Linked DNA regions of Homo sapiens: region 2 is linked to region 1. Evidence: chromatin loops called from intact Hi-C (ENCODE). Cell type or tissue: endothelial cell of umbilical vein. All regions are shown on one strand. Region 1 overlaps HEY2-AS1 (HEY2 antisense RNA 1). Region 2 has its middle 140 kb from the start of LINC02523.

Region 1 (5,000 bases):
TGGGAGTTCACTCATGATTTGTCTGTTCTTGGTGTATAAGAATGTTTGTGATTTTTGCACATTGATTTTGTATCCTGAGACTTTGCTGCACGAAACAATATAAACAGCACAAGTCCTCCTTTAAGAAACTTACCATTTCATACCCCATCATCTCAGCCCAAAATCTCCTTAAACTGATAAGCAACTTCAGCAAAGTCTCAGGATACAAAGTCAATGTGCAAAAATCACAAGCATTCTTATACACCAAGAACAGACAAATCATGAGTGAACTCCCATTCACAATTGCTTCAAAGAGAATAAAATACCTAAGAATCCAACTGACAAAGGATGTGAAGGACCTCTTCAAGAACTACAAACCACTGCTCAACTAAATAAAAGAGGACACAAACAAATGGAAAAACATTCCATGCTCATGGATAGGAAGAATCAATATCGTGAAAATGGCCATACTGCCCAATGTAATTTATAGATTCAATGCCATCCCCATCAAGCTACCAATGACCTTCTTCACAGAATTGGAAGAAGCTACTTTAAAGTTCATATGGAACCAAAAAAGAGCCCGCATTGCCAGGACAATCCTAAGCCAAAAGAACAAAGCTGGAGGCATCATGCTACCTGACTTCAAACTATACTACAAGGCTGCAGTAACCAAAACAGCATGGTATTGGTACCAAAACAGAGATATAGACCAATGGAGCAGAACACAGCCCTGAGAAATAATACCACATATCTACAACCATCTGATCTTTGACAAATATGACAAGAACAAGCAATGGGGAAAGGATTCCCTATTTAATAAATGGTGCTGGGAAAACTGGCTAGCCATATGGAGAAAGCTGAAACTGGATCCCTTCCTTACACTTTATACAAAAATTAATTCAAGATGGATTAAAGACTTAAATGTTAGACCTAAAACCATAAAAACCCTAGAAGAAAACCTAGGCAATACCATTCAGGACATAGGCATGGGCAAGGACTTCATGTCTAAAACACCAAAGGCAATGGCAACGAAAGCCAAAATTAACAAATGGGATCTAATTAAACTAAAGAATTTCTGCACAGCAAAAGAAACTACCATCAGAGTGAACAGGCAACCTACAGAATGGGAGAAAATTTTTGCAATCTACTCATCTGACAAAGGGCTAATATCCAGAATCTACAAAGAACTCAAACAAATTTACAAGAAAAAAACAAACAACCCCATCAACAAGTGGGTGAAGGATATGAACAGACACTTCTCAAAAGAAGACATTTATGCAGCCAAAAGACACATGAAAAAATGCTCATCATCACTGGCCATCAGAGAAATGCAAATCAAAACCACAATGAGATACCATCTCACACCAGTTAGAATGGCAAACATTAAAAAGTCAGGAAACAACAGGTGCTGGAGAGGATGTGGAGAAATAGGAACACTTTTACACTGTTGGTGGGACTGTAAACTGCTTCAACCATTGTGGAAGACAGTGTGGCGATTCCTCAAGGATCTCAAACTAGAAATACCATTTGACCCAGCCATCCCATTACTGGGTATATACCCAAAGGATTATAAATCATGCTGCTATAAAGACACATGCACACGTATGTTTATTGCAACACTATTCACAATAGCAAAGACTTGGAACCAACCCAAATGTCCAACAATGATAGACTGGATTAAGAAAATGTGGCACATATACACCATGGAATACTATGCAACCATAAAAAAAGATGAGTTCATGTCCTTTGTAGGGACATGGATGAAGCTGGAAACCATCATTCTCAGCAAACTGTCACAGGGACAAAAAACAAACACCGCATGTTCTCACTCATAGGTGGGAACTGAGCAATGAGAACACTTGGACAGAGGAAGGGGAACATCACACACTGGGGCCTGTCGTGGGGTGGGGGTATTGGGGAGGGATAGCATTAGGAGATATACCTAATGTAAATGACGAGTTAATGGGTGCAGCACACCAACATGGCACGTGTATACATATGTAACAAACCTGCACGTTGTGCACATGTACCCTAGAACTTAAAGTATAATAAAAAATAAATAAATAAAAATAACAGTCAGCTCAATTACTTTATAATATAGACCAAAGGAACATCCAGATTCTTCAATTACACTGGAATGTCATGTGTCCTCCTTTTTTTTTAAATAAAGAAACCATAAATTGCATGTTGGAAGTCTCCTTTTTCTTTCTTTTTTTGGGGTAACATGTTTTTTCATTGTAATGTTTATTGAAACAGGACTTGGGTTTTCCCTGTAGCTTTTAAAGTAAAACTTGCCATTCCCCACCCAATTTTCCCACATACCTGCAAAAGTTTACAAAAGATACTATCCAAAAGTTCCAAAGAAGGTTAGGAAGAGTTTCATATGGATAATTGAGACTGAACAACTAAACCCACTGAGGGTTAATGCAGACAGACTTTTGCAGCTTTAATAGTTAAAACAACTGGACCCTCACCTCTTTACATCTGTCGCCACTTTATGTAGGAGAAACTGAGAGAGCCTAACCAACCTCAGCGTTGGGAAGAACTGTCCTGGAATGCATGCCCGTAGTTCGCTAAGCTGCACCACAGGCAGCTTTTGACTTTTTGCCCTATTAGTTAGTTCTGCCCAGATTTCCCAAAGAAGGGCAAGACTGCATGCTTCCCTACTGCCCTGGTGCTCCCAGAATCACAAAGAAACTTGCGGGGCAGTTGCTGTGAGGTCTGGGATTCCCACCAGCACTGAAGCGGTTAACTTTTAGGAAGACCTAGAGAAAGAAAAACAGACTAAGAACTGCCTTGTGCTGGGAGGAGGGTTAGAAATTGAGGCCGTTGCTGTTGTTTTCATTGTGTGCGCTCTAATCAGGGAGAGTAAGAACAATAATGCATGTAATGCTGATTTTGGAACGTGTCCATGCAGCTTTTCCCAGGCTAGACAGCCTTGGGAACCACTGATAGAGTGGCACACCAGGGGCACAGCCTCAATCACCAAGCACAGGGCAGGGCAGCCTTTTCTGTGGATAAAATATGTGAGAGATGACAAGAATCTTCCCAGCATGGGAAGTGGCAGTAACAAAAATATATATATACAATGGAGTGAAACTGAAGGCTTTGCATCTCGCAGCCCAGCCACGGGGACATGATATTTGAAAGATAGGATATTTCTCCTTTTACCCACCCCCATTTTCCTTTTTTGTTTGTTTGTTTCCCTTCTTGTATTCAACTTGCCCTCCCTTTCTTCCCCACTCCCATCCCCCAGATTCCCTCTGCCACACTTTGAAGCCCAGATGAAAGCCGTGTGTTGTGGCTGCTGGCACCAAGCAAGAGCAAAAGTGTGCTTTAGTTTAAGATGCTGTACTTTTCGCTCAAGGAAAAGGGGGAAAAATCAGCTTGAAACAATACATTGCATTTTGCTGGACAGCAGGCTTGTATGTATCTAGGATTCAAACGTGGTCCTAATTTTTTCAGAGCTTTTGTCTCCAAGGACAAGGCAATAGCTAAAATGTGGCATCCTTTTTCAAAGCAAATACATATAACTGCAAGGGTTTTGCAGTGGTATTGTTTAATAAAATAAACAAGAGACAAGAATCAGGCACATGAGCTTTTTGGTGTTGACACAACAGCAGATCGTAGCTATTTCAAGTGTTGTTGAAACAGCTCCCTTACTTTTAAATAGCACAATCTAGCTATGCTGTACTAAATGATTTTTGAAGGAATGACTTCTGTACATTTACTTAGTTATTTGGTTACCACATTTAGCAAATAAAAATTTAGGATACTCAGTTAAATCTGAGTTTCAACTAAACAATGATACAATTTTAGTATATCTCATGCAATGTTTAGGATAAACTTATACTAAAAATTTGTTGTTGTTTATCTGACACATATTTAACTAGGCATCCTGTATTTTATGACAGTTTTTAAATCAGCTCAGTTTTTAAAAATAATTTACATTAAAACATTTTTTAAGAGCCTAAGGTTATAACATGAATTTATTTGAGACTCATAAAATTTGAACATAGGGATAATCAACACATCATCCTCACAACAACAGAGACTGCCTGTAATAAAGTCCTTTTCTTGTCCCTGTCAACTCATCCCCTAAACATACACAAATTATATAGCCGTTCACGTTACACACACACACCCCACAGAGTGGTTTTTGACTGTTTGTATTTTTTCCATCAAAGAAAGGATTGGCTAATAGATCACTATTGAAAATCAACTCATACCATGGAAAGTGCATATAGCTGCCAGTTGGCCATTACTTGAAACCACAGCTGCTTTGTCAAATAGCAATAGCTCATGAGCTCTGATGCATAATAATTTTGGTTAAAATTGTACCCATTTTATCTACTTAATACCCTGAAACCTGGCTTTGTTTTTTTAAAATTTACTTATAGACATGTGATCAGCCCAAAGGAACCGCTAGGGAAGCTCAGCTTACTTTGTTCTGGATGCTTTCTCTGTAAACCTCTGGCCTTCACTCTTGTTCGTATGATCCTGTGTTCACTTGAACTTGGACCAAGATGAAGGCCTGAGACTTTCGTCCCTCATAGCTGTTATTCCTGAACATGACCTGTGAGAGTTGTGAGTTTCCAATTCATGGTGATTGAAAAGGGAGCTAAAATAAAGTCTAAGAATGTGAGGAGGATAGTGCTGGAGGAAAAGATTTAGAGTTGTTTTGAAATCTCAATGCATGTGAAATTCAGGTAGTGCTTACATAAGTGGTAAAGTTGCATTTAACCTGTATCTGGAAGATGGGTAGGTGTCATTGGAGAGTCATGTCTTTTTGGACAACCATTTTTCCTCTACCACTACTAAATTTCTGATTAAGCAACAGATTTCTTTGTTGGAAAAGCAGTTGCTATTAATCAGTTTGTCAGTGTAAGCTCACTTCTGCTTCCTCTTAAATCAACACCAGAAGAAGAATTAACAGAAAATTTATTTTGCTTGAATATACTTCCGAGGAAAACTAACACGGTTTCAACTTGAGTATCAAACCTAGATAGACTTATATGAAC
Region 2 (5,000 bases), 77 kb before region 1:
CAATTCTAGGCTCCTTTCCTCTTCAAGCTTCTAAAGATGGGTTCTAACTTTAGAAATCTACTTTAATTCAACCAAACTGGGCATTGTTGTAAGTGCTCTGGGAATTTGAGAGATAAATGAGCTAAAGTCTCTAAGACTCCTAAATTTCCTTTGTAAGAATAAAGGAAAGAGACCATTTTAACTGGGGGAAATAGGGAAGTCATCAGTAAGTCCAGTTAATGTGAGTAGCATATTCAGGGCTGTTTTCAGTACACTGTATGAAAATAACTTTTTGCAGGGCTGAATTCTACAAGCAAGCTCCATAAGTTTGGGGAACTATAGCAGAGAAGAATATCCTAATGAGGAAGCTTTATTTATTTATTTGCTCTAATTATTCTTAGTGCCTGTCCAATGCTTAGCCTGGAGAGGAGAATCAATGTGTTATGTGCATTTCTTAAAAAATATATATTGAATAGGTAAATAAGAAACTATTTTAAAAAATCAATAGTGCTATCAATGTATTTAGTTACCCATTTAAAAACTATGTATTGAATGTAACTCTATATATAATCCTTGTCCACATGGAATTTCTAATTTAATGAGAGGGACATACATTAAACAACTAATCACACAATTAATTTATTACTCCAATGGCAGTTATTTCCCTTGACCCTAGGATCACTTCTCTCTGTCTCCCATCTGCTTTCAGGTCATCCAGTTGACCACTGTTCTTTGAGCTGAGGGTTCCTTCCTGCTCCACTGTGAGCCACGGGCCACATCATACCTGGCTGCTGTTGACCCAAGATACCCTGTAAAATTCTGCTTCCTCTTCAAGAGCCCATAGGGAGGATGGAGGAGTGTGAGGCAAGCCTTGTCTCCATCTGCAGCCCCATCTTTTACTCTCTCCATAACCTCACCACACAAAAAACGTCAAACTATGTGTTAAACATGACTTTTTCAAAGCTCCAGGGGAGATTTCCCATAAAGTGAAACCCTCTATAAGGGAGTAACTCTGTTCTTAACCACATCCTCCCTTCCTTTCACTCTGAGAGTACCATCTTTAAGTCTCCATCCACCTTTTGAAAAAGATGCTTTTGTAAATACTACATTTAAAAAACAGCAGTAGTCACACACACACACTGCATACAAAACATACGTTATTTTTATTGGTGGTTGCTTAATGGGGGAGGGCAGTAGAGATCAGAGGGCAGTTCAGCCACCACCCCTGCCCCAGGCCACCTCCAGAGCTAGTCTTAATCACTTCCACTGGGGTGGGCGTGGGGGGATCCACAGAGGAACATTAGAGATGGCAGGAATCTCCCGACAGTGGTCCTGCTCCTAATATGCTACCCCCAAACAGGAAGCGGGCTAGAAGAGTTTCTAATGACTCTACTGTAGGTAATTCCAGATGAGTCCCAATCCCAGGGCAGGAGCCACGCACTCCTCGGGTATATGCCGTGCGGTGTTGTTTGGGGAGGCAGAAAGGGGCAGGCAGCTTGCTCCTGACTCCCACGTGGAGGGGCGCAGGGAGGCCTTCCCAGAGACTCCAAACCCAGGGGTACAGTCGGTTCTTCGGTGCCTTCTTGGCTTCTCTGCTGCTTGAGACTTCAGGAGCCCCCAAGACTTGGTCACCGAGGTGCCACAGGCGCCGGCCTTGACCGCACTCTCCCGCGGGCCCCGGGGCTGCTTTCCCCGGCTTTACCTTTGTTTTCCTAGTCTGTTCCTCCCTGAGCTTGTTTGTGTAAGAAACCCTCTCTCCCTGCTTCCTGTGTCTCTGTCATTTCCTCCCATTGCCATTCTACACTGTGGCACTGAGGGCCATTGTTTTTCTTTCTAACCACAATTCCAGACCCTGGGAATGGCAAGTAGGTGCGCGAGGACGCTGAGGCAGGCGGGGCTGCGGGCTGGGGCCGAGCTCCGAGCCCGGGAATACTGGTGGGCTGCTGTTTGCCGGGCCGCTCGGGAAGGAAGAAACTCAGTAACAGGAGACAGCGTCTTGCCAGTTAATCCTCAGGCACTATCTAAATGAAGGCATGTTCCCAGAAGTGAAGATGGGAGATGTCTGAAAGTCCTGATAACCATCTTCTTCAAAGGAAGCTGTGACGGTCCCATTTGGTTTCTGAATTTTTAACATATCCTTATTACTTTTAAACGAACCGAAAAATAAACTAAACCTAATTTATAGGGGAGCTTAACAGAGATACGAAGCCAGGTGCTGGACACATGGATACCTAATTAGAAATGAATTTCCTTGCGCTTCTGTTCAGTGCTTCTGCGTTATCCGTTTTGATCAGCCTCACTATTCGTCCAGCCTGCGCTGTAGTGTAAGATAAACTACTTTATGTTTTCTTGGCAGCGTTTAAATCAGACAGGTTCTCACAGGAGCTCAGATTTTGGGTTGTTTCCCTGAGCACAGGGAGAAGGAACTGAAAAAGTAGCTGGCCTGGGGAAGGAAGAATGTAATGCCTTCTTATTTACCATTGAAATGCCAAAGCCTGGTTTATGTGTTGATTTCCAAATATAAACAGGAGGAACACTGTGGTCGATATCCCATTGAAGGACTAAACCAGTAACACGTGCGTTTTGCTTTGTAACCCAGGACTTTTTTTTCTTTCTTTCTTTTTAGTGCAACTCTAACAAAGTAAACTGAGCAAGATTTACAGACAACTTCGGCGTGGTTTCATACGAGATGTATTGAAGCACATTTATTTTGTTGACTGTTACCTAGCAGAAGACGGTTGTTCTATTTTGGTAGCATTTGTTCCATAAAACTCTCAAGGTTTTTGCCAGCTCCTTTCATTACACCTTTCCTGCCAGTTATGACACTAAGGGTCACTCATCAAAGAGATTTTGTTTATTTCAAGTTTTAATGGACAATGTGGTTACCAGGAACGTGTAAATTTCCAGGTTTCTGTTAAAGCAGTAGAAAGTTATAAAGCACATAATGGAAAAGAAACATATCAAATTCCTTTATTTCAAATAAAGTTGTGATTTTCATTAAAGGATTTAAGAGTGCCCTGTGCCACCCCCATACCACAAAGCTACTGATCTTGGAACATGATTTAAATATTGATCAGTCACCATTTACAATTTTAAAAAATAATGTACCCTACTACTTTGTATTAGGAGCAAACTTAAGATTACAAAATCCTTTTCAGGGAATCCCCCAAAAAATTAGATTCATAAAAATCATTTTAGAGAAGACATTCTATTAAAAATAGTGGAGAATTATTTTTAATGGAGAGAGATTTCCTTTTCAAAAGATGGTATTTTTTAAAGAGACTTTTATTGCTGGAATTACATTATTGCTCTTTTCTTGAGTTACAAATGAACTCTAGAGCATGCTGCAATATATAAGGATGAAACGAAATGATTTCTGAGTTCTACTTCAAAATAAAGAGAGGTGAGTTGGCAGAGGTTTATATGAAAGAACACAGGTGAGGCATTAATAGTGTGTGGGGGTGATGGGTGCGGGAGGGTTCATTATAGCATTCTGGCTACTTCTGAACATTTCAATTATTCAATAATAACAATTTATGAAATGAAAAAGAACAGTGGAAGACATAAATAAACATGTTTTTTTAAAACAGAGAATTAAGTATCATTACTTCTGCATTTAGTAACACTTTATTGCCATGCTCTTCTGGTGCTATCTTCTTGCAGAGGCCAGAAGTGTTGGAACTCTTGGAAATACAAAAATCTGAGCAGATATATCACTTTTCAGATATCCAATGGAAGAAATGCAAATCACCTAACTGCATGCAAATCACCTAACTGCATGCAAACAGCTTGAATTTATTAAAGCAGTCAATAGCCCAGTCTAAACAATTTCCAATTAGGACTCTCAAATCACTGCTTCTTACACCTGGGTGGCCTCTTAAAGGCATTCCTTAGAAGTCTATGGTGACAATGTTTGGGGAACCAGTTACTTTCTTCATTTTACATATTTCTACGTAGAAGATTTGGAAGAACTCTGAGAAACAACAATATTGGTGAATAAATCTCTTAGAAACATGTTTTTCCACCTCTGGCTCTACAACAAACAAGTATCACACAAACTTAGCTAAGAGTGTTCCAGAATTTGCTTCATCAAGAGGAAGCTGTTTTATGAAACAGTAAACTTCCTCCGCATGTGAAAGAGGAAAGGACATTTTACTCACAGAGACCACCATTCTTGATCCATGCAAGATCAAGACTTTTCTAAGATGACCTCTCGGACTCTTGTCGGTGTTCTTTCTCTGTGCTCCTGCAGACTGAGTCTCATGAATCAAGATTTTTCCATTTCTGGATGACCAATCAGGTAGCGCAACATCTTCCTCTTAGGATATTTCATTTTCCTGTTTATCTGTTTTACCCAATTACATTTATACAGACATATGCCAAGAAAATGTTCAATAATGAATTGTTGACATGATTTTCTTATTTTCAAACTTCCCTGTGATGAGATCCTCAAAACATCCATTGCCAGCAAATACACTGCAGAGGAAAATAAATTAGGATCGTCCTGCCCCATAGACAGTTAACCAATTTCATTAGGTGGTCCAAATGAGGAACAGATAAAATGGCCCATTTTGTTTTAATCATTCATGGTATTTAGAGTTTACCCTCCTAGAGGAGATTGAAGAACCAACTTTTGGCATTGCATGGGGAAATACCTCACTTTGGCATGTGCAATATTTATCTATCAGGCCATTATGGATACTGGCTGTCCTCTAAACTGAGCTAAAATAGAAAAGAATCCTGCCTCTGTGTGTTAAATAAAGACCACAAGTTACAACAGCCAGCCTCAAAGTATTCCATGGGCCTCTCCCCAGACACTCATTCTACTTTTCTGGAATCTTAATCCTATTCTGCACCTTTTGATCAGGCCAAGCCCCAGACCATGGGTGACTTATCAAAAGGGCTGGAATTTGCACCGTGCCCCATACCCCCATCTCACTGGCCACTTGTAGGCTGGATTATGGGACTAACACTTCAACACTCCCAAGTGGAGGCCTGTGAGTGGTTCATGGTCTCCATCA

The links. A loop is a pair of places that touch in the nucleus more often than their neighbours do. Peaks named below come from ENCODE experiments on the same cell type or tissue, not always from the same donor. Only the 100,000 strongest peaks of a DNase experiment are listed, where the experiment ranks them.
Region 2: it touches region 1 in a loop (4-fold over the local background); 1 of 110 quality-filtered maps calls a loop at or near these places.

The regions. Positions count from the first base shown.
Region 1 is chr6:125,609,071-125,614,070 of GRCh38, forward strand. All of the region lies in intron 4 of HEY2-AS1 (HEY2 antisense RNA 1), which reads right to left. Among named protein-coding and RNA genes, the nearest start is that of LINC02523, 63 kb to the right of the region's middle. In endothelial cell of umbilical vein, no CTCF peak of the experiment used is centred here; a DNase peak (open chromatin) is centred at 2,891; H3K27ac peaks cover 1,060 bases; H3K27me3 peaks cover 188 bases.
Region 2 is chr6:125,532,340-125,537,339 of GRCh38, forward strand. No RefSeq gene overlaps it. Among named protein-coding and RNA genes, the nearest start is that of LINC02523, 140 kb to the right of the region's middle. RefSeq lists an enhancer at 1,172-1,780. In endothelial cell of umbilical vein, no CTCF peak of the experiment used is centred here; no DNase peak of the experiment used is centred here; H3K27ac peaks cover 727 bases; H3K27me3 peaks cover 1,645 bases.